6 separate regions of the Homo sapiens genome follow, and all the other regions are linked to region 1. Evidence: chromatin loops called from intact Hi-C (ENCODE). Cell type or tissue: heart right ventricle. All regions are shown on one strand. Region 1 overlaps LINC02507 (long intergenic non-protein coding RNA 2507). Region 2 overlaps EDNRA (endothelin receptor type A). Region 3 overlaps LOC105377476 (a long non-coding RNA gene). Region 4 has its middle 170 kb from the start of TTC29. Region 5 has its middle 180 kb from the start of MIR548G. Region 6 has its middle 160 kb from the start of TTC29.

What was found. A loop is a pair of places that touch in the nucleus more often than their neighbours do. Peaks named below come from ENCODE experiments on the same cell type or tissue, not always from the same donor. Only the 100,000 strongest peaks of a DNase experiment are listed, where the experiment ranks them.
Region 2: a loop joins it to region 1, with 4 times the contacts of the local background. A loop is called at or near these places in 41 of 110 quality-filtered maps.
Region 3: a loop joins it to region 1, with 7 times the contacts of the local background. A loop is called at or near these places in 16 of 110 quality-filtered maps.
Region 4: a loop joins it to region 1, with 5 times the contacts of the local background. A loop is called at or near these places in 55 of 110 quality-filtered maps.
Region 5: a loop joins it to region 1, with 10 times the contacts of the local background. A loop is called at or near these places in 73 of 110 quality-filtered maps.
Region 6: it touches region 1 in a loop (7-fold over the local background); 56 of 110 quality-filtered maps call a loop at or near these places.

What each region holds. Positions count from the first base shown.
Region 1 is chr4:147,588,957-147,592,956 of GRCh38, forward strand. All of the region lies in intron 3 of LINC02507 (long intergenic non-protein coding RNA 2507), which reads left to right. Among named protein-coding and RNA genes, the nearest start is that of LINC02507, 21 kb to the left of the region's middle. In heart right ventricle, a CTCF peak has its summit at 1,512 (motif pointing left); a DNase peak (open chromatin) is centred at 1,495; H3K27ac peaks cover 1,034 bases.
Region 2 is chr4:147,510,522-147,514,521 of GRCh38, forward strand. All of the region lies in intron 2 of EDNRA (endothelin receptor type A), which reads left to right. Among named protein-coding and RNA genes, the nearest start is that of EDNRA, 31 kb to the left of the region's middle. In heart right ventricle, no CTCF peak of the experiment used is centred here; no DNase peak of the experiment used is centred here.
Region 3 is chr4:147,095,112-147,099,111 of GRCh38, forward strand. LOC105377476 (a long non-coding RNA gene) reads left to right here. Exons shown (of 3, transcript XR_939316.3): 3 at 1,710-2,188. Among named protein-coding and RNA genes, the nearest start is that of TTC29, 150 kb to the left of the region's middle. In heart right ventricle, a CTCF peak has its summit at 2,101 (motif pointing left); no DNase peak of the experiment used is centred here.
Region 4 is chr4:147,115,647-147,119,646 of GRCh38, forward strand. No RefSeq gene overlaps it. Among named protein-coding and RNA genes, the nearest start is that of TTC29, 170 kb to the left of the region's middle. In heart right ventricle, no CTCF peak of the experiment used is centred here; no DNase peak of the experiment used is centred here; H3K27ac peaks cover 1,253 bases.
Region 5 is chr4:147,159,487-147,163,486 of GRCh38, forward strand. No RefSeq gene overlaps it. Among named protein-coding and RNA genes, the nearest start is that of MIR548G, 180 kb to the right of the region's middle. In heart right ventricle, a CTCF peak has its summit at 1,606 (motif pointing right); no DNase peak of the experiment used is centred here.
Region 6 is chr4:147,105,434-147,109,433 of GRCh38, forward strand. No RefSeq gene overlaps it. Among named protein-coding and RNA genes, the nearest start is that of TTC29, 160 kb to the left of the region's middle. In heart right ventricle, no CTCF peak of the experiment used is centred here; no DNase peak of the experiment used is centred here.

The DNA.
Region 1 (4,000 bases):
AATCAAGCTAAATAAAGAAGTGTTAAAGTTCATAGAGCAAAGAAAAAGTTATAATCCTTAGCTGAAAGATACTAGGAGACATAGCCATCTATGGGGGTTAAAGATTTAAATTTAAAAATAATAATAATAAAGAGAAGCTCCTTCAAATAAATGCAGGAGGAAATTGAGAATCAACATCAGGACAGCTCATTTGACCTTACGGATATATTTTACTGGTGACTTTCTGGTTTTCAAAACTGTTTCTGATTTTTTTAACTTGTTAATGGCTCCAATTTGCCAGCATATTTCCCAGTTCCCCTGTATTCCACTCAGTAAATCTTGTTCATTTTCAGCTTTTATTTTCTTGTTCAGTCCCTAATAACGGACAATTTGTAAGGAAGCAAACTAAAACACTTGGATTAAATAATGCATTTTTTTTCATTATGCTGATGGGTTCATTTTCAAAACAAATGTAAGCTTCATAATTTACTGATATTTCGTGATTTTTACCTTATTTCTGTGAGGATTTCTTTCTCATGGACTTCTGTCTTTGCCATTGACAAAACTCCTAATAATACCACCCAAATCCTAAAAGGGGTTAAACTTCAAGTGACTGATGTTCTGAAAGTGACATGATCAAAAAATAGTCTCATCCAGAAATTTAGATTTGTGACTTAAGTTATCAGAAGAGTTTCCAAAACTCCAAACAGCCTGCATTAATTCTGGCTTTTTTGGTTTTCTGTTAGTCTGCCTCTGTTTTTATACTAAAAGGGTATACAGAAATTTGTGTGCATTGCTCATCCTGAGTTGAATTCCTATGAAGTAGAGCTGAGTACAGAAATGTCTTTCACTTCAAAGGGCATACTGTGGGGTGCAAAGAAAGGCAGGCTTGGGTCCTTCCAGCCAAACATTGCCCTCTGGCACTCATGCTCAACTCCCCAGGGATACAAGAGGGCAATCTCCGGCCCTTGTAGCTCTAGGTAACATTTCCCACAACCCCTGACTCATAAATATTGACATTTGGGAAAAATAAGACCAAAAAAGAAAAAAGGGCTTTTTCAAAACAAAAAAAAAACTGTTTTTAAGATGAAGTGTTTATATATTTTCTAAAGCCTGGTTTATACCTAAGCTATCACTATAATTTTTAAATAAAATATACCTCATCTTGGGATTTTAAAAAAATAGTATTATCCATCAACCACTAGAGAATATAGGAAAGAAAACTTTCAGCACGGTTTTTATTTATTTATTTTATATTTTTCCATCCGGAAAATAACAGGACTGAGTTGAAAGCAATTTTTTCTAAAAGTAGCAATAGCAACATTCTCAGATAAAATCTTTTTTGCTGAATATCAACGTTTAAATTATAGTGAATTTGAAGTTATTTATTTTCAGCAAAAGCTTTTCTTTTTCCTTTTAAATATTTGTCTCCACCCCTCTTTGCTTCAAAAAACAGAAATGATGTGACAACTGAGACCTTCGAGAATTCCTTAGACCCCAGCCTGTTTTCATTGTGGAACTACAGCGCGACCTGGTGGTAGTTGCTGTTTTTAGCATGGTTTATGAATAAATGGTCAAAGTTTCAAAACCAAAACAAAGGAAAGCCTTGTGTTTAGACTTTTAGAAAATATAGTATCAGGAAAGAAAACAGTGGGATGGCTCTCTTAGAATCATAATTACAGATAGAACTTTTTTTAAGTTTTTTAACTATAATATACTTTTTTTTCCCTTAGGGTGTCGCTCTGTTGCCCAGGCTGGAGTGCAGTGGCGTGATATGAGCTCACACCGCAACCTCCGCTTTCTGGCTCAAGCCATCCTCCAGCCTCAGTTCCCGAGTAGCTGGGACCACAGGCACGAGGCACCACACCCACTTCTTTTTTATTTTTTCTTTTGTATTTTTTTGTAGAGATAGGGTTTCACCATGTTGCCCAGGCTGGTCTCCAACTTCTGAACTCAAAGAGATCCGCCCACCTCGGCCTCCCAAAGACCTAGGATTACAGGCGTGAGCCACTGCGCCTGACCAAATATATCTTTTAAGAATAAATAATCTAGTAAGGTTATTGATGAGTCATTATATCACCTGATACAATTTTTAACATTCATATATTTTCAGGAATATGAATTTTCAGTCATATTTCCTCTTTTTAACTACTTTTACAGTTCTCTAAACAATGCTTCAAAAACATTAACAGAAAAAAATATTTAATCAGTGATACAAGAGAAGACTGTTTTATATGCTTTTCTTTGACAACTAGCAGCACATTGATGCAAGAGTTTATAGACAAAATGGTGATTCATAGTAACTGTAATCTTCTCTGTGTTTATTGTACTTTACACCCATCTTATCTAATCCTCTCAACCACCCTGTTAAATTCAGAATCAGTATCTCCATTCTACAGATTAGAAAACTGAGGCTTCAGGATATGAAATAACTTGTTCAAGGTCACTCCTCTGGTGAGTGACAGAATGGACTCAACCCTGGGCCTGCCTGCTCCAATGCCTAGGCATAGGGTCAGGCTGGTGATAGGCCCTTTTTAAAGATTGGCTGATTCAATGAGCAAATGCATCTACTGTGAGAATATTAAAGGTAAGCCTGGACTGGATCCAAAGTCTTCTGACTTGATAACCAGTAAATCTTCCAGTAAAGTTTAGACATATTTTGAACTTTCTCTTGTTTCTGCCTGCAGTTGCACTCTCCTGAGCCTGCTAAGTCCCCACTATTTTCTACAAAAGAACAAAGAAAAAATACCAGGCGAGAGTGACCCATAGCCTGAGCCCCAGGCTGTTTTACCCACGAGGCCCTAGCAGGGGATCTTTTCCACTTTTGTGCCATAGATCCCTTTGGAAGCCTAAGTGAAGCTCCTGGAACTTTTTTAAAATGCCCCACAAAGAAAGCCAACTATTTTAAAATAAAATTTTCAAAAAACTTTTAAAAACTCGGCCGGGCGCAGTAGCTCACGACTGTAATCCCAGCACTCTGGGAGGCTGAGGTGGATGGATCACTGAGGTCAGGAATTTGAGACCAGCCTGGCCAACATGGTGAAAACCCATCTCTACTAAACACACACACACACACACACACACACAAAATTAGCTGGGTGTGGTGGCACACGCCTGTGATCCCAGCTACTTGGGAGGCTGAGGCAGGAGAATCTCTTGAGCCCAGGAGGCGGATGTTGTGGTGAGCTGAGATTGCACCACTGCACTCCAGCCTGGGTAACAGAGCAAGAGTCATCTCAAAAAAAAAAAAAAACTTTAAAATACTAATTTGTAAATATGTGCTTATTTATTAATGCATTTAATAACAAGATTTAATAACAATGTCACAACTATATATTCAAAGTAGCAATTAGTATAAATGATGTTTTGGGATATTCGTAATCCCTGTAATGTGACATGAATATATCTATTGTTTCTATTGGTGAGAGAGATATTGTTAATATTAATGTGATGTATGGCCTATATTCTTTAATAAATAAAATTACAAATTTCAGTTTGAAGTTAATGAAAACAGATTTTTTTCATCCAAGTTCATGGACCTTCTTACCCTCCTGAATTAAGAAATCAAAGCTAATCTTAAATAAGTCACAGCTAAATCTTTTCAAAAACTAAAAAATTTTAAAATTCTTAAATTCTGTCAAAAAAATGCTTAAGCAATATATATATGTTTCCCTTGATTAGTGTGAGATATTCACTTTAATATGAATATTATGAATAATATGAATATTCACTTTAATATGAATAATATGAAGCAAGACTCCAAAAATAAGCATGGATCTAGGACCTAGGGAGATGTTAAAACAACCTTGCCTGAGTCTCATGACAGTAATCAACAAATAATAGTATTATTTGCCCATAATAATAATTCAGTTTGTATGCATCTGACAAAGGACTAATATCCAGAATCTACAAGGAACTCAAACAAATCAGCAAGGAAAAAAAACAAACAAACAAATAATCCCATCAAAAAGTGGGCTAAGGACATGAATAGACAATTCTCAAAAGAAGATATACAAATGGC
Region 2 (4,000 bases), 78 kb before region 1:
CATTATTGTTTATAACAGACCCGTGGTTGGAAGCTTAAAATCTCCACTTAACTGATATTTTTTCTACATTTTATATGTAATTCAAATTATGTATACAATATGATGCTTACAGCTCACTGGGCAAATTTACTATACATTTTAGCTTTTCCTTTGAGAGTAATGAAATAGTGTTCATATATTCAAGGCAAATAAATAGTCTCAAGGCTTCAATATGTGGGATTCTCCAAGTTCTGACATCCTTAATCTTTTTAGGTAGAAAAAAAGGGACTGAAGCACTCTTTCACGGGAAGAATGAAAAGAAATTGAGAAAGCAAAATTAATCATATACAGTACAGGGAAGGGTGCAGGTTAGCTTAGAGATAAATGGAGTTAATAATAGTTTCAGATAAACTAGTTACAGACTAGAGTTCTGATATGAAAATAATGTACAATTTCAGAGCTGGTAGAGAATTCAGAGAGTATCTAGTTCTAGCCTAACATTTCTTGTTTGGCAGAGGAGGGAGCTAAATCTTCTAGATTTTTGACAGAGCTAGACTGGAAGCCAGCATTTCTAACTTCTCCTTTAGTATGTTCCATCCTTCCATCTCTGCATTCAATAGAACTTTTGTGGTTTTAATACTCTCGACACCACAAATTGCATTTCCCTAGAAGACAGCCTGGCTTCTAAAACTTTATAGTGAATTATTAAAATGTATGCCATTCTTATCTGAAGTTTCATAATATGATTAGTAAGCCAGCCATCCTGACTTTGTCTTCTATTTTGCTTAATGCCTCAATTATGAGTAATTGTGAAGTTTTATTTTCTAATGAATTTCTGTTGTTAAATATTCAAAATCACCTCAATCTTATTTACTATCAAGTCAGTGAGAGCATCAACTTTATTCTACTTTATTCTTTTTTTCCCGAAACACACATATGGTATTATTTTGCTCATGCTGCATACCATATCTTTTTTGGCTCATTTTTTCCATCTACACTCAGGATAATTGTGACCACATGACACATTTTACAATAAAGAACTTAAGTTTCTTCAGAACTTATACATTAGATCATTAAATCAGCTGCATACTTTCAAATATGCCATTTGTTTTCCCTTTTTCCTATTCATCATCACCTACATCACTGATAAGATTTTGGGATCCACTACCTAAATCTGTATGTGGGGATCTCTGCTATTCTGTTTTATCTTGTTTTGTTCTGCTTTGGTTTTGCCTGCCTGTTTCTTTTAAATAGGCACTAGCATGTCTGACCATAGAGACTGATGATTAAAATCAACTATAAAACTTTTCCATTAGGTTTTGGGACTTATTGTCTGTCCGGGTCAAAGCACCCCATTTCTATGATGGGAGCTCTGACCCAGACACACAATAAGGCCCAAAACTGTGCTTGTATGTTTTTATGACAAGATGTAGGGCTCCACTCACAACACATGGAAAATCTTTTCTCCATTCCATGAAAACCAGGGTCTTTCTTTCTAGCATGAATCTCCTCTCCATTATGAATTAAACCTTAAAGTATTGACACACACAATCAGCACAAACCTTGCAATTTCAATATTGAGGCTCTCTAATTTTTCTTCTCTAAAGTTCCATTCTTCTCTATCCAATGATCCTTTGGTCATATGCTTACAAAATAAGTAAAAGCCTCAAGTCCCTCACTTTTGGATTGGTACTCTTACAGCAAAGAGAGTTATTAAAAAGAGATATTCCTCTTGATTCCCAGGCTTCAGGTGACTGAGATTCTCAGGGGTGATAAGCCCATATCTTGGGTGAATAATCTATCCTCAAAGGAAAAAATCTTCATGGCTCTGGAACTCTGGCTTTAAAAAGTTCTCTTTCTCCTTGTTTCCTCTCATCCACCTTGTTGTTATTAACATCTATGTATTTCAGATTCTAAAAAGTGAAGACCTCAACAGAGACTGAAACACCGAATATTCAGTAGTGAAAGATGTGGTTAGTGAGTAGCAACAATTCCATCTCTTTCCATCTAAATGCAGTTTAGCAAGAAGCAGTTCCTCAGAATCCATCTCCTACGGGAACTAACATTTATGATTTGCTATAGATCAGGCCCTGCTGTAAGTGCTTTTCATGTATGAACCCATTTAATACATCAACCATATGCATGGGCACTCTCTTTATCTGCAGTTTTCCATGAGGAACAGTTAACATGTCTAAGTCACGCCAGGGGACAAAGTCACCCGAGCCTGTTCTCTTTACTGTTAGGTCACACCACCCTCTTCTTCTGTGGAGCTCCCAGGGAAGATTGCTTAGAGCTTCTTGAGAAGCTGTTATTTCTGCTTATCTTCTGGTGGGGTCTTTTGTTCTTGTGTGGCCTGCCACCACCCTGCACCTGGTGACCTGGACCATGGGTGACCATAACCATGAACCATCAATAGTTATGGCTCACACTTCCATATTCTGACTTCTGCCAAGCCCTTCCTCTGGATTCTCTCTTCGCTGGCCCACAGTAATCCTCTGTGGTAGCTACCAGAACGATCTTCATTTTATAGAAGAGAAAACTAACAGGCACAAAGGTTAACGAGCATGCCAATGTCAAAAGATCAGGAAGACAGCAGAGCTTGGGGTCAGTCTGCCCCCAAGGAATCCAGCTTCAGGGCCCACGCTCTGAGCTACTATGCCAAGCCAGCTGCCTTGATTACAAGGAGGGCTTCTCCATCCCCCCAGCTCAGGGAGGGCACCTAAGGCCAGAGTCAAAACCATTTATGGAATTTCTGCTCTACTCTGCATTTGTCATACATCCTGAATTCTTGGACTGGTCAGGAGGCAAGAAAAGCCTGTTCAAAGGAAAAAGTGTATGGATAGGGGATAGGGAGAGGCCATAGCTTTTATGACATTTGTATGAATGCTCTGTCTCAATCCTGAAGCAATTAATGCATAACAGAAGAACAAAATCTATTCTTGGTCACACACAGTGACTTATTTCGTAGTATCTGCAGTGGCCAGAGAGCACGTTCTCATAAATGGCCTGTCCTGGGCATCACAATCTTTATAATCATCTCAGTCTGTGCTGTTGGAAGATGTTTTTGTTTGCTACTGAGTCAACTATGTACCAACTTTTACATCCCAGTCCCTTCCCCAGAAAGAAAGAAAAACCTCAGAACCTCAGTTTTTAAAGCCTGATACCTGGTCAGTCATGTCCAATTCTAAGCGACCCTATAATAATTCATATTGAAGGGAAGAGAAGGTTTTCCTTGCTTTGAGGTTTGCAGCTATTACAGACTGTATTTGTAAATCCCTCATTCCTGTCTAGGACAAACAGGAGATGAAGGAGAGGAGAAGAACCCTTCGGCCTCACAGGATGGGGTGAGAGGAAAATCAGCACAAAGAAAAATATGCCACTAGTTTTATTTGTACCATTTTAAGATGCCATGACAACAACAAAAATAATGTACAAGTAATAGGATTAAGTAGCAGGGGATATTAACATCTGGAATGGATAAAGAGGCATAAGTTCGTTTATATTTTCATGGTTGTGCATAAATGGTACGTTTCAGTTTACGATTACAAATTATAGCAATTCAAAATAACGTTTGTGTGTTATATGTTCAGTTTGCAGAATTCTTTCATATGCATTAACCCATTTGAGCACCCCAAATGAGCATCATATCCTTGTGGCAGGTATGAGAACTACCCCCATTTAACAAATACAGAAACACAGACTTACAACGGGGAACTGGCTTACCCAAGGTCACACAGTTAGCAACAGGTCAATCTCGTACTTGAACCTAAATCTTATAGGTTCACAACCCATCCTGAATATAGGGGAGAACAGCCTTATTTTGTAGTGCTAAGCTGGTGAGGCCTGGGGCAGTAGAACATCTGTTATTGTACTGTGACTTTATGTGCTGATGTCTTTAGGGACTATTGTCTTTGGGTGAGAGTGTAAGGGGATGCAGGCTACATGGCCCCAACACGATTTTTTCTTTTTCTTTTTCTTTTTTGTTTTTTTGAGACGGAGTTTCACTCTCGTTGCCCAGGCT
Region 3 (4,000 bases), 490 kb before region 1:
ATTAGAGAAAGAAAAAAAACTAATGAGGTCACTTAATTCAAATGAGCCAAGGCAAATAATATTTGAACAGTGATTAATTGGTCTAAAGCTATCACCTTAAACCAAAGAGTTAATAATGATCCAGAACAAATAATGACAGAAATATATATTTATTTAGATATATATATCTGTATATGTGTGTACATACGTGTATATGTGTGTATATACGTGTATATACACACATATACACGTATATATGTATATATACGTGTATATACACACATATACACGTATATACACACATATACACGTATATATATACGTGTATATATACACACATATACACGTATATATATACGTGTATATATACACACATATACACGTATATATATACGTGTATATATACACACATATACACGTATATATATACGTGTATATATACACACATATACACATATACACGTATATATACGTGTATATACACACATATACACGTATATATACGTGTATATACACACATATACACATATGTATATATACGTGTATATACACACATATACACATATGTATATATACGTGTATATACACACATACACATGTGTGTACATACACACAAGTGTATGTACACACATACACACGTGTACATACACACAAGTGTATGTACACACATACACACGTGTGTACATACACACAAGTGCATGCACACACATACACACGTGTGTACATACACACAAGTGCATGCACACACATACACACGTGTGTGTACATACACACAAGTGCATGCACACACATATACACATATATACATACATATACACATGTGTATATACACATGTGTATATACATACATATACACATGTGTATATACACATATGTGTATATAGATACATATACACATATGTGTATATACACATAAGTGCATATACATACATATACACTTATGTGTATATACACATAAGTGTATATATGCGTGTATATACGTATATAAACACATATGTGTATATATGTGTGTGTGTGTATATATATATAGACAGAGAGAGAAAGGGAGAGAGACAGACACAGAGAAAGAGAAAGTGACAGGGAGAAAAAGAGAAGAGGGAAAATGGGAAATGACAAAGAAAAATACTACTTCACATAGCTGATGGGACCCTCAAAATTATCCGAAATGATAATGACATTTTATGTTATACATCCTAGTATTTAACAGAATAACAATAGAGACACATCCTTCTGCAATGTCTGAAATTATTCCTGCAGAAATCCACCCCTCCCCAGTGCAAGGATCCCCATTCTGAGAAACACACAGGAATGGCAACCCATGTGCGAGCCATCTTTCTCATCACATCAATCCCAACTCACACGTGGGTCTGATCACCTTTCTTTCAGACACACAGGGTGAATGAATATTAATTACAATTGTTAAAGCCCTACTATCTTTACAATGAATTCAACTTTCTAGTAATTGAGATATTTGAGTATTTTTAATGAAGACCATTTTGCTAAAATAAAAAAAAAAGTGTGGCAATTTTAAATTAAGTTGACTTAAAATTCATATTATTTGAAGGATTCTGTTGCTAAAGGAATTAAGGACACGAAGACCACTTCCAAACTTGTTGATAATCAGAAGCAGATGGAGGTGCTATTAAAAACTCAGATACCCATGCCCACATCAGAGCTACTAAATCAGAATCTCTGAGGACGGGTTCCTGGAATTTTATTTATTTATTTAGCTTCCAGATTTGGAAATCACTGCTCCAGGATGTTGCAAAATCAAGAGAGATGTTAAATGATTTGAATGAAAACATATTTCAACATCTGGGCAGTTCTCTGTAGCCACAAAGACTAGAAGAGCCGAGGCCACACCATCTCCAAATGCACCAGGTACAAATGTCTGTTATCCAAAAATGCACAGAAATAGAATACTGTGTAGTACACTTTTTAGGTAAATGAATTGAAAAATCATAATTTAATATGCTGTACCTTGTTCCCATTGTACAGAGTGATGTATTTAAATTACTAGCTTTTGCATTTTTACTTTTTAAAATTGGTTGTTGGAAAATTAAATCTGTCTTGCTTATTGGGAGTCAAAGCTGCAACATAAAAGAACAATGTTGCCATCTAGTGGTCAATTGAAGACATTAATGAATCAGACCATTGCGAGAAGTTTCAAGTTGAAGGAAAAGACAGCTCAGGAAATAATGTAAATATATTTCATAAACCTAAGACCTGAAACTACAAATATTCTAGAAGGTAACATTGGAAAAACCCTTCTAGACATTGGCTTAGGCAAGGATTTCATGACCAAGAACCCAAAAGCAAATGCTATAAAAACAAAGATAAATAGCTCTAATTAAAGAGCTTTTGCACAGCAAAAGGAACAGTCAGCAGAGTAAACAGACGACCCACAGAGTGGGAGAAAATCTTCACAATCTATACATCTGACAAAGGACTAACATCCAGAATCTACAACGAACTCAAACAAATCACTAAGAAAAAAACAAACAATCTCATCAAAAAGTGAGCTAAGGACATGAATAGACAATTCTCAAAAGAAGATATACAAATGGCCAACAAACATGTGGGAAAATGCCAACATCACTAATGATCAGGGAAATGCAAATCAAAACCACAGTGTGATACCACCTCACTCTTGCAAGAATGGCCATAATCAAAGAATCAAGAAACAGTAGATGTCAGTGTGGATGCAGACATCAGGGAACACTTCTACACTGCTGGTGGGAATGTAAACTAGTACAGCCACTGTGGAAAACAGTGTGCAGATTCCTTAAAGAACGAAAAGTAGAACTGCCATTTGATCCAACAATCCCACTACTGGGTATCCACCCAGAGAAAAAGAAGTCATTATTTAAAAGGTACTTGCACACGCATGTTTATAGCAGCACAATTCACAACTGGAAAATTGTGGAAACAACCCAAATGTCCATCAATCAATGAGTGGATAAAGAAACTGTGATATATATATATATATATGATGGAATACTAAGCAGCCATAAAAAGGAATGAATTAACCGCATTTTCAGTGACCTGGATGAGATTGGAGACTATTATTCTAAGTGAAGTAACTCAGGAATGGAAAACCAAACATCTACGTTCTCACTGACATGTGGGAGCTAAGCTATGAAGCTGCAAAGGCATAAGAATGATACAGTGGACTTTGGGGACTTGGGGGGAAGAGTGGGAGGGGGGCGAGAGATAAAAGACTACAAATATGGTGCAGTGTATACTGCTCAGGTGATGGGTGCACCAAAATCTCACAAATCACCACTAAAGAACTTACTCATGTAACCAAATACCACCTGTACCCCAATAACTTATGGAAAAATAAAAAAATTCAATAAATAAATAATAAAATAATTGCTTATACCATTTCCTTGATGATGCTAGGAAATTTTACCAGTTTAACTCCATTTACCACCAACTCATCTTTTGTATTATTGTCATGCATTTTGAACTTCATAGATATTTTTATTCTCAAAATAAATTGTTTTTGCACAGTCATTAAAAAAATTTAGTAAAAAAAATTCTATTATTGAGGGGATTTCTCCCAACTACAGATGCTACTACCACCAGACCCCCTTAATCTTCATGCTAGTTTCTAGCTCTAAAATCAAAGTATTGGTCAGTTGACAACAAGGTTGTGTTTCATTTGACTCTAACAATAGTATGACAAATCCTCTCATGTTTGTGTATTTGTGAAGGTTCTAAGGTAGATGTTAATACCGGGAGTTTCTCAAATCATCAGTGATACCACCCTTTGAAGCTATGGCTGGGCTACTAGTTTCTTCCAATTACTCAAGCTGCCAAGGAAGCTGTGAGCCTTTGAAAGGGAGATTTCAGCCCCTTCCCCACTTCTGACATCTTAGGGGGTCACATTGCTGCTCCAAGTATTCTCTCTAGAAGCCATCCTAGACTGAGCCTGCCTATGTTCCAAGGACTCAGCTGTGTGAGGGAGTTGGCCTCCCAAATCATCTGGATGAGGAAGACTTTCATGTCTGCACAT
Region 4 (4,000 bases), 470 kb before region 1:
AGAACTTAAACAAATTTACAAGAAAAAACAAACAATCCCATCAAAAAGTGGGCAAAGGATATGAACAGACACTTCTCAAAAGAAGACATTTATGCAGCCAACAGACACATGAAAAAATGCTCACCATCACTGGCCATCAGAGAAATGCAAATCAAAACCACAATGAGATACCATCTCACACCAGTTAGAATGGCGATCATTAAAAAGTCAGGAAACAGGCTGGGTACAGTGGCTTATGCCTGTAATCCCAGCACTTTGGGAGGCCGAGGTGGGCATATCACAAGGTCAGGGGATCAAGACCATCCTGGCTAACAGGATGAAACCCCGTCTCTATTAAAAATACAAAAAAATTATCCAGGCGTGGTGGCAGGCACCTGTAGTCCCAGCTACTCAGGAGGCTGAGGCAGGAGAATGGCATGAACCCAGGAGGCGGAGTTTGCAGTGAGCCGAGATGGCGCCACTGCACTCCGGCCTGGGCAACAGAGTGAGACTCCGTCTCAAAAAAAGAAAAAAAAAAGTCAGGAAACAACAGATGCTGGAGAGGATATGGAGAAATACGAACGCTTTTACACTGTTGGTGGGAGTGTGAATTAGTTCAACAATTGTGGAAGACAGTGTAGCGATTCCTCAAGGATCTAGAACTAGAAATACCATTTGACCCAGCAATCCCATTACTGGGTATATACCGAAAGGATTATAAATCATGCTACTATAAAGACACATGCACACATATGTTTATTGTGGAACTATTCACAATAGCAAAGACTTGGAACCAACCCAAATGTCCAACAATGATAGACTGGATTAAGAAAATGTGGCACATATACACCATGGAATACTATGCAGCCATAAAAAAGGATGAGTTCATCTCCTTTTCAGGGGCATGGATGAAGCTGGAAACCATCAATCTGAGCAAACTATCACAAGGACAGAAAACCAAACACCACATGTTCTCACTCATTGAACAATGAGAAAACTTGGACACAGGGCGGGGAACGTCACACACCAGGGCCTGTCGGGGGGTGGGGGCCTGGGGGAGGGATAGCATTAGGAGAAATATCTAATGTAAATGATGAGTTGACGGGTGCAGCAAATCAACATGGCACATGTATACCTATGTAATAAACCTGCACGTTGTGCACATATACCCTAGAACTTAAAGTATAATAATAAAAAAAAAAGGAATTTCAGGATTCAGATTACGTTCCAAGTATCCAAAACATGCTATTAGGTGACATCATTTAATATATGTCTATTCTTAGTATCTTATCTAATCCCCACCACAAAAGAATAAGTAGGTTATCATTATCATCAGATGAAAACAATATCTGGGACTTAGAGAGAGTAAGTAACTTGTAATAAGATCACAAAGGAAGCAAGATGAAGACTTCAGACACAAGCCCACATCTTTAGCTCCCAAAGCCATGATCCTTCTGCTACACCAGGCTATATCTTTATAAAAAAATTACCTCTCTTTTTGGCCACATCACTTTCAAAACCACATAATGTTGTGCCAAACCTTTGGTTAATCAAGTAGTAAGTGATAAAAAATATTAAATGCAGACAATTGTCATTTTAGATCATTTTAAGATGACTTTGTCACTGAAGATTATTTCCCACGTAACTCCATTTGCCAAGGGAATTAGTTACAGTCTCTTATCCCCAAAAGATTGGAAATTTTCCCCAGACTCCTCACGGTGAAATCTGGCCTGGGATTTGGTGTCTCCAGATCTTCTGCTGTCTAAGCAGAACAGCTCTTATCTCTTTCCACAGTGGATGTGTTCCTGCTCTCTCATTTTTGGCTTGAAAATAGCCATCTATCTGGAGAAATGTACTCCTTATTTAGGCTAAAGGGTGATGAAAAGCCTTGGAGTTATTTGTTTATCTTCCAAATAGGTACAGGGAGAGCCCAGCAAGGCTATAAAATCTTAAGCTTCCTGATTCTCCCTTGCCAAAAGGATTAGGCTCAGAGCTGGAGGCCTTTCTCGGGAGAAGATAAGATAGTGTGTCTGTATTACCATTCGCTCCTGCCAAGTTCCTGCTCTGCAATAAGCCAGCTTTCTTGTTGACGGCCGTCTCACTCCTTCTCTCCTGGAATCACACCTTGATTGTGGATTTTTCCTTCTTTAACCCTCAGTCCAAACATTATGAGTTGTTTTTCACTCTCTCACTCTAGATCCTTGGGTTTCTTCTCAGATCTGGCTATGGTGGTAGTTTTTCCATGGACCCTATATAGTCTGGCAAACAATCTCATTTTTTTATATTTTAAAAAGGAGTTGGGTTCTAAAATACAATGTTCTTTTAATCTTTTCATTCTTCGTTTTAAGGAAAATGCAATATTGTTCTCGTCATGCTCAGCAAATCTCTGATATTTGGAGGATGATAGGTATCTTCTTCTGCTCCTTTCAAACATATTTTTATAATAACATCAAAACACACCTGAAAAACTGATACAAAACTCAGGCTTCCTCACTTGATGATTATTTCAAAACAGAGATGAAATAAATGCACAAGAGATGTACTCTAACTGAAACTCAATTTTATTTATTAAAAATAATATTACAAATTTTATCTGAAAAACTAGATTATTTACAGAAAAAAAAGCCCACAAATATTATATTTTTTAATACCAGCCTCTCTACTCCCACATGATCTCAGTTGTTGGTTAAAATACTGGGGTATGGCTGTTTAGGAGGTGTGGGAATGGATTTTTGACATATTGTGCTATATTACACACTAGGTTATCTGCAAAAATACAGAGAAAGCATTCAGTCTCTTTTTGCCCCTAACTTTTAATAGGAGCATTTCCCATCTTTTTCTGCTTTCAAGACACCTGGCCCTGCCTCGGCACCTGCTGGCCCTACCACGACCATCACACAGTCCTTACCTTCTTAGTGGACCTTTGCAGGGGCAGCATCCTGACCCCAAAATGTGGATGCACTATATTGTTTGTCACTTCCAAATCCAGCACACAGGTACTAAGTGACCACTATGTGCTAGGCCCTGATTTCACAGAGCTGATGCTGCTGTGTAATTTCTCTTCCTCTTTAGTTATTGCTGCTAACAGCACGGCTAGTTGAGAAACTGGACCAAAGCCCATAACCAAGAATGGACAGGGGAAGGCTTCCAAGCAAAACTGAAACTCCTTAGTAAACATGATACTGCTCCTGAGGTTTATCACAATCATGTTAGGAGAGTTTTTTCTCTCCCGTTCCTGTTCTTCACTTCATCTAATACATTTCCCAAGAGAATAGGTAATAGAAAATAAAATAGAATAAGGTACCTTAAGCTAGTGGATATTCTAAATGATAAGGCATTAATACAGATGAAGTGGGTATCTTGCTCTCTTAAAATTAATAAATGCTACATAAAATGTGACATGTAGCTAAATATAAATATATGATCACATAAATACATCAGAGTCTGTATTTATATCTACATGATTTTTTCTTCTTTTGCAAATGAACTTTAGCCATTGGTCATTACAAAGATCAGCATGATTATCTTATCCAAGGAAACCCGCTTTAGGAAAATGTGTCCATTTGGAGTACACATTTACAACAAGTAGGCAGACGGCTTTGCCCACCTCATGCCAGTTGGGATTGGGAAAGTAGGGAGGATAACAAAATATTCCTTTTAAAAAGGGTTACCACCAGAATTCTCTCACTCTCACAATCCACATTAACAATTTTAAAGGTGAAATGTTTCCAAATCTGGAGATACACTAAGGCATTGTCTGCTGAGGAATAATGGAAAATTCTGCCTACATAAAGAGAATTAATGAAAATCAGAATCTGCATTTTAGAGAATGCATTAGGAAAACTTGGCAGAGGTGAAAAGTATTCTCTGTCCCCTTATTGCAGTTTTATTGCCATCATCTCACTTTCTGGTACTTTGCAAAGGAACAGTTCCCCCTGACAAGTACGCTTTGCTCTCAGAGACCAACTTGTGTCCTAATGATGCTGCAAATGTGATGGTGAAATCCAGACATTCAGTTTCT
Region 5 (4,000 bases), 430 kb before region 1:
CGGGCGCGGTGGCTCATGCCTGTAATCCCAGCACTTTGGGAGGCTGAGGCAGGTGGATCACGAGGTCAGGAGATCAAATCTATCCTGGCTAACACGGTGAAACCCCGTCTCTACTAACAATACAAAAAAATTAGCCGGGCGTGTTGGTGGGCGCCTGTAGTCCCAGCTACTTGGGAGGCTAAGGCGGGAGAATGGCGTGAACCCGGGAGGTGGAGCTTGCAGTGAGCCGAGATCGCGCCACTGCACTCCAGGCTGGGCAACAGAGCAAGCCTCCGTCTCAAAATATATATATATATTATTGTCCTATTTATATATTTTGGCATTTCTGAACTTTTTTGCAACATATATACAAATTCAAAAATAATTCATAGCAATAATATATAATTAGAATATATTGAAATGACAGGGCTCATTAGTAAGCTTTTAAACATTAGTCAGTCTAAGATTTGGTTTGGAAGAGATCGAGAAACACATTCAAATCTCAACCTTATTTTACAGAAAAGTATTAATCTTGTTTATTTGAAGTCAAGGTCAATAGTATAAATTCTGGGGACGATTGATGAACCAATTTGCAAAGGACATGTCACTAATAATCCCCTTCTTGACTAGAGACAATAACATAGACACCAGCCCCTACTTATAGTGGGACCAAAGGAGAATGTGTCATCTATCTAGAAATAATAAACTTATTTTCAATGCCAACTGTCTCACAGTCTATAATTTCATGTGAACCAAACACATAGCTATGATTAACTAAATCCTTCCACTTTTCAACTAGCTTTTGTACACAAACACATGTAAACGCACAATACCAAATTAACTTTTAGTTGTGTGCTATTAATTCAATCACCTTGAAAACAGGTTTTTATAGAGTCAAAATAATAAAAATTTAATATAAATATTTATTCTCAAGCTTAGGCAAAGGGACACCCTTCCCATATCATTTTAAACAACCATTAAAAACAAAAATATTCCATGTGTTTCTCGTAAACTCCCTGTAGCCTCTTAGACCTAATTTTATTTCCTTCATTTATATTATTCCCTTTTAATTACATGATCAATAAATAAATACGGATATCTGATGAGATCTGACAATTATTTTTGAGACTTTTAAGTTTACTTTTTAAGAAAACCTAAATCCTGGGAGGTAAAAATTTTGAAAATATTTGATCAGGAGATAAGGTATATCTCCATTTAAAGAAGTTCTGAAGACCAAAAAAAAATAGAATTTTAATCCCTCTGATGTTCCCTTTTGCTCATGTTTAGAATCCATTTTTCCTCTCTGAAATTTCTAGATAAAATTCAACAGGTGGTGGTTGTGGCGATGATGGTAGTGGTTAGTAGTTTTAAGAAAATATTTTTTGGAGACTGTGATGCTTGGTACACTTATTTAAAGCCCTTCATTCTGAGGAACTGAATTATAAGATAATTCCTTGGTAAGGAAGAAAGCAAGAGTGTCTTAACTGGCATAAGGAATGATCATCACAACCAGTACAAAAGAACTTTAACAATCAATCAGCCCTGTACCAGTTCAGCCACTGCCAGAGGATACATTTTTCTGTGCTCCATTTCAGACTTGGTTAAGTCTGACCTGCAGCTACAGGTCAGAACCACCAGAGGTCAGATTTTTACACCCCACCCGAATAGATGCTAAGCTTGAGTCTGAGACAGACAATGGTGTTTCTTTTCCTAGCACCTTTTCCTCTTCAATTTACCTTTATTACCACCAAATACAATGTAAGAATATTATATATAAATATAAGAGACGCATAGTTTACTTTCCTATATGGAAATGGCATCATGAGGAAAAAGTAAGGAAAAGGAGGAAATTAAGAAGACAATTATTTTAAGACGAAAGCTGGTATTGAGGAAGGACAAAAACCAAACAGCCTTCAAATCAATTTAAAAAGACAAAGAGAAACCAAAAAAAAAAAAAAAAACCCTATATGAGCATTCTGATTATCAAAATTGTATTAAGATGTTTGTTTTTATTCATAAGAATAAAGCTGATCTTCCCCAAAATGATAATACAAATAATATTGTAGTAGTAATACAGTGGTAGTGGTGGCAGCTGTGGCCACCAATATGTATTGAATGCATTGTTCTAATCACTTAACATACTATTATAACCTCATCATAAGGATGAGAAAATCAAGCGCAGAGGTTTTTCTAATAGTTTTCAGGAGCCTGGAAAATGTTTCTATCTTTTGCGACTATAATCTCACATTTGAGTGTTTGGCCAAAGATAAAAACTCAAATTGTTGGAGGAGGTGTTGGCATGAAGATATCATATTAATCCTAGGTTTATTCATCACAGAAAAATTTGGAAACAACCTATCTAATAATTGTACAATAATCAAATAAAAATACCAAATAATATGTAGTTATTACGATTAAAATTGTGAAGATTAGAAAAAACAAGAAAAATGTTTGGTTAAAAAAATTGAGAAAATTGTATCCATAACATAAATAAAACTGTATAAAATATGTGCATATATGTATAAGAATAAAGAAAGAAATCTGCTAGAAAAACAACATATTTGTTAGGGTGTAGGATCACAGGCAAAAATTTTTAAAGTAATAATCCTGGAACACACATTTTTAAACTGCCAAAGGATACAATGTGAAAAGTGTATCCTCCTGGGGCTAGAGAGCATAAGCCAACTCAATTGATTTCACAGAGCGCTCACCAGAGGTGAGTCCACCAACCACACCTGGGCCTTCCTACTTACCATGTCCAGCTTGGCTTACTGCATGCCTCAAAGCACCCACAAGATTCAGCAATAATACTGTTTTTCTTAGTAGTAATAATAATACAAAAGATGCCTATAGAGCTTTAGAGGTTTAAAAAAATTTTATTGCTTAGCTTATTTCAAGTCTAATTCCTTATGAATAAACATTGCGACTTAAAATCTCATGCTGTTGTCAGCAGAATGATATCCCAGAAGAGAGCAGAGAGGAAAATTCAGATGGATCTGGACTTTGAATAACAAAGAGGTCCACTTGTGCAATGAACAGGGCATAGCCTCACCTGTCTTTCCAATAAACCTAAGCACAGAGATATAACATCCCTAAGTATAGAGATATAACATGCTGGAACTCAGAAACATTTCATAGGAGCATTCTTGCAAAAGACAGTGGGTTTTCACTTGATACAGTAGATATCTTCTTTCTCTCTGAATTCTTTTCCCTACCAGACTCCCTCTCCATAACAACAACCTCTCTCTCATCGTGATAACCTGGGAATAAACATCCAGATTCCTGGGCTACACCTCAGAACAAATGAATGGGTGCAGTACCTGAAAAACTGTATTTTCTAAAAAGCTCCCCAGCTTTAAAAAATCAAAGTGATACCGTTTTTAGAGAGCAAAATCAATGAGGTAGGAAAGTGTACCCAACCTTTAAGGTTTTACCTTTCAGCTCACACCTAAATAGATTCTTCCTCAGCCATGAGTGCTCCTTTTAAGGAGTTGTCTACCAATGGGAAATAAGAAGCCTATTTAACCCTCACAACCTCCAACCGTTGGTCAAAACCTATAGCTGCCGTTCTTCATAGGTCCCTGCACACTGTCCACATTGAAAACATGCAGTTGAAGAGAGTTTCAAATGCCTCTTTTTTAACCACATTATGGCCGGCAATAAATGCAGAAATGTAGTCACAGCTCTACAATCAGAAAGAGGCAAAAAATGCAGCAATAGACATTCTCATGTTGTCAAGTCAAGCAGGAAGCAGGCTTTGTTCAGAGCAGATTTGAAGGAGCAGACAACTCTAGCAAAACAATGATAAAGACTGGAAGAAGTAATGTTACCCACTTACCCAAAAGGGCTCTGACATATGAGAACAACAGTCCAGTAGACAGCATGGGAAGACAACAGTCTGGCACACATGTAAAGATGATGAGTGCTCATTCATTTACTCAGTGAATATTTACTGAGTATCTACTGTGTGCCAGGCACTGTTGTAGATACTTGGAATACATCAGTGGACAAAACAAACATA
Region 6 (4,000 bases), 480 kb before region 1:
TTTTCTCTCCTTCTAACATTCTCCTGGTAGGGGGAGAGTTAGGCAAGGATTCCCTTAGGTAAACTCCACAAACTGCCAGTCTTTCCTCTTGAAATTTCAAAGAATCTTGGTTATTAGAAATACCTCACCTGGCAGAGACACAACAAATAAAGAAAGCTTCAGGCCAATATCCTTGATGAACATCAATGCAAAAATCCTCAACAAAATACTGGCACACTGAATCTAGAATCACATAGAAAAACTAATCCACCATGATCAAGTAGGCTTTATCCCTGAGATGCAGGGATTATGCAAATCAATAAATGTGATTCATCACATAAACAGAACTAAAGACAAAAACCACATAATTATCTTAATAGATGCAGAAAAGGCTTTTGATAAAATTCAACACCCTTTATGATAAAAACTCTCAACAAACTAGGTATTGAAGTAACATACCTCAAAATAATAAAAACCATCTATGACAAACCTACAGCCAACATCATACTGAATGAGCAAGCTAGAAGCATTCCCCTTGAAAATCAGCACAAGACAAGAATGCTCTCTCTCACCACTCCTATTCAACATAGTATTGGAAGTCCTGGCCAGAGCAGTAAGGCGAGAGAAAGAAATAAAGGACATCCAAATAGGAAGAGAGGAAGTCAAACTATTGTTGTTTACAGATGACATGATTCTATATCTAGAAAACCCCATAGCCCTGGCCCAAAGGCTCCTTCAGCTGATAAACAACTTCAGCAAAGTCTCAGGATACAAAATCAAAATACAAAAGTCACTAACATCCCTATACACCAACAATAGCTAAGCTGAGAGCCAAATCCGGAATGCAATTCCATTCACAATTGCCACAAACATAATAAAATACATAGGAATACAGCCAACCAGGTGAAAGATCTCTACAATGAGAATCACAAACCACTGCTCAAAGAAATCAGAGATGACACAAACAAATGGAAAAACATTTCATGCTCATGGATAGGAAGAATCAATATCATTAAAATGGCCATACTATCCAAAACAACTTATAGATGCAATGCTATTCCTGTCAAACTACCAATACCATTCTTCACAGAACTAGAAAAAACTACTTTAAAATTCATATGGAACTAAAAAAGAGCCCAAATAGCCAAGGAAATCCTAAGCAAAAAGAACAAAGCTGGAGATGTCACACTGTCCAACTTCAAACTATACTACAGGGCTACAATAACCAAAACAACACGGTACTAGAACAAAAAGAGGTACCTAGACCAATGTAACAGAATAGAGAGTCTAGAAATAAGGCCACACATCTACAACCATCTGATCTTTGAGAAGGTTGACAAAAACAAGCAATAGAAAAACAACCAAAACAAAAATAGAAAAAATGCCCTATTCAATAAATGGTGCTGGGGTAACTGGCTAGCCATATGCAAAAGATTGAAACTAGGGCCCTTCCTTATGCCATATACAAAAATTAACTCAAGATGGATTAAACCTTATATGTAAAACCCCCAAAAAACAAAAATCCTGAAAGACAACCTAGGCAGTGCCATCCTGGACAAAGATTTCATGACAAAGACAACAAAAGCTTTTGCAACAAAAGCAAAAATTGACAAATTGGATGTAATTAAACTAAAGAGCTTCTGCACAGCAAAAGAAACTATCAACAGTGTAAACAGACAAGCTACAGAACGGGAGAAAATATTTGCAAACTATGCATCTGACAAAGGTCTAATATCCAGCATCTATAATGAACTTAAATACACTTACAAGAGAAAAAACAAACAACTGCATTCAAAAGTGGGCCAAGAACATAAACAGATACTTTTCAAAAGAAGACATACATGTGGCCAACAAGCATATGAAAAAATGTTCGACATCACTGATCACTAGAGAAATGCAAATCAAAACAATGAGATGCCATCTCACACCAGTCAGAATGGCTATTATTAAAAAGTCAAAAAAGTAACAGATGCTGGCGAGGTTGTGGAAAAAAAGGAATGCTTATACACTGTTGGTGGGAGGATAAATTAGTTCAACCACTGTGGAAAGCAGTGTGGCGATTCCTCAAAGGGCTAAAAACTGAACTAACATTTGACCCAGCAATCCCATTACTGGGTATATATCTGAAGGAATATAGATCATTCTACCATAAAGACACATGCACATGAATGTTCACTGTAGCACTATTTACAATAGCAAAGACATGGAATCAACCTAAATGCCCACCAATAAAAGATTAGATAAAGGAAATGTGGTACATATACACCATGAACTACTACGGAGCCATAAAAAAGAATGAGATCAAGTCCTTTGCAGGGACGTGGATGGAGCTAGAGGCCATTTTCCTTAGAAAACTAATGCAGGAGCCGAAAATGAAATACCGCATGTTCTCACTTATAAGTGGGAGCTAAATGACAAGAACACATGGACACAAAGAGGGAAACAACAGACACTCGGGCCTACCAGAGGTTGGAGGGTCGGAGGAGGAAGAGGACCAGGAAAGATAAGTAATGGGTACTAGGCTTAACACTGGGATGGGGAAATAATCTGTACAACAAACCCCCACGACATGAGTTTACCTACATAACAAACCTGAATATGTACCCCTGGACTTAAAATAAAAGTTAAAAAAAAAAAAAAAGGAATTCCTCAGTCTCACTCCCCACAGCCTGGATTTCAAAACCTTTGGCTTGTTTAAGAAGTTAAGAAAATCAGCTTTGAGATTCAATGCCTCTCTGGGCCATTGATTCCTAAAGAGAGTAGCATATCCCACTAGGAGGTATTTTTGGAAAGCTGTGGGGTTACTTTTGGTTAAGATTTAGAGGGTAGGGGCTATTGGTATTTAGTAGATGGGGGTCCAGAATTATCAACATGGTGTAATGAAGGAGACAGTCCCACAATGAAAAATCATTCCATCCCAAGTTTGTGTAGGCCAAAAAATCTGATTATAACTTTTTTAGCTTAGAACCTTAACTCTAATGGTGCTTCTGTATGGTTTAAATATAAACGATACATTTAGTTTGTATAAACCAATATAAAATTCCCAGTAATGCACCTACCACATATGTGAGGGAATATCACTATGCCTTGTTTGATATATTACCAAGGGTTTTTTCCTATTTGAAAAAGTCACCAAGGTTCTACTTTTTGTTGAGTCACATAGCTGGATAGCTCTGCATGGCTAGTTGCCATACTCAGGATGACTGTGGAAGCACAAGTATTTTGTCTTCTGGTGTCATTTGTATCCAAGCATTATGTTGAAATGCTTATTAGTTCACCATTTGCCAATTATCATGAAATGCATATTATGATTTCACCATTTGCCAATTTCCTCTATTTCTCCTTTATGTTATAATTAGAGCACTCTAATGTGCTCGAATTTAAATAATGTAGTATCTTGTGTTAGCTCTAAAATTTCTTTCTAAGATAGTAAAGGGAAAAGAAAATATAAAACTATTTGTTGGGGGAGAAAGGATTTGGGGAAACATTGGTCAACAGACACAAAATTTCCAGTTACACAGGAGGAATGAGTTCAAGAGACCTATTGAACATCATGGTGTCTATAGTTAATAACAATATATTGTATACTTGAAAATTGCAAGAAGACTTCAAGCACTTACCACAAAAAATACATATGTGATGTCATGCATATGTTAAAGAGCCTGATTTAGCCATTCCACAATGTGCACATTTATCAAAACATCATGCTAGATACCATAGGTATACACAATTTTTGTCAAGTAAAAATATATAAATAAATATTTGTTATGTAGGGTTGGAATCAGATAAGGTTAAGAGCCTCTGTTCTATGCAGTTCCTATTTTTCCACTTTCCATATTGAGTGCTTCCTGTGTGCCAGATACTAAGTATTTCCCATACTTGCTCTCCTTCACTCTTCCCAACCTTCTATCGATGACATAAAACTACATAATTTTATATTGTTTATATAAACTAAAGCTTAAAGAATCTAAGTAAACCAGTAAGTGGAAAAATCCAAGATTCAAGTTCAAGTCCACCTAGC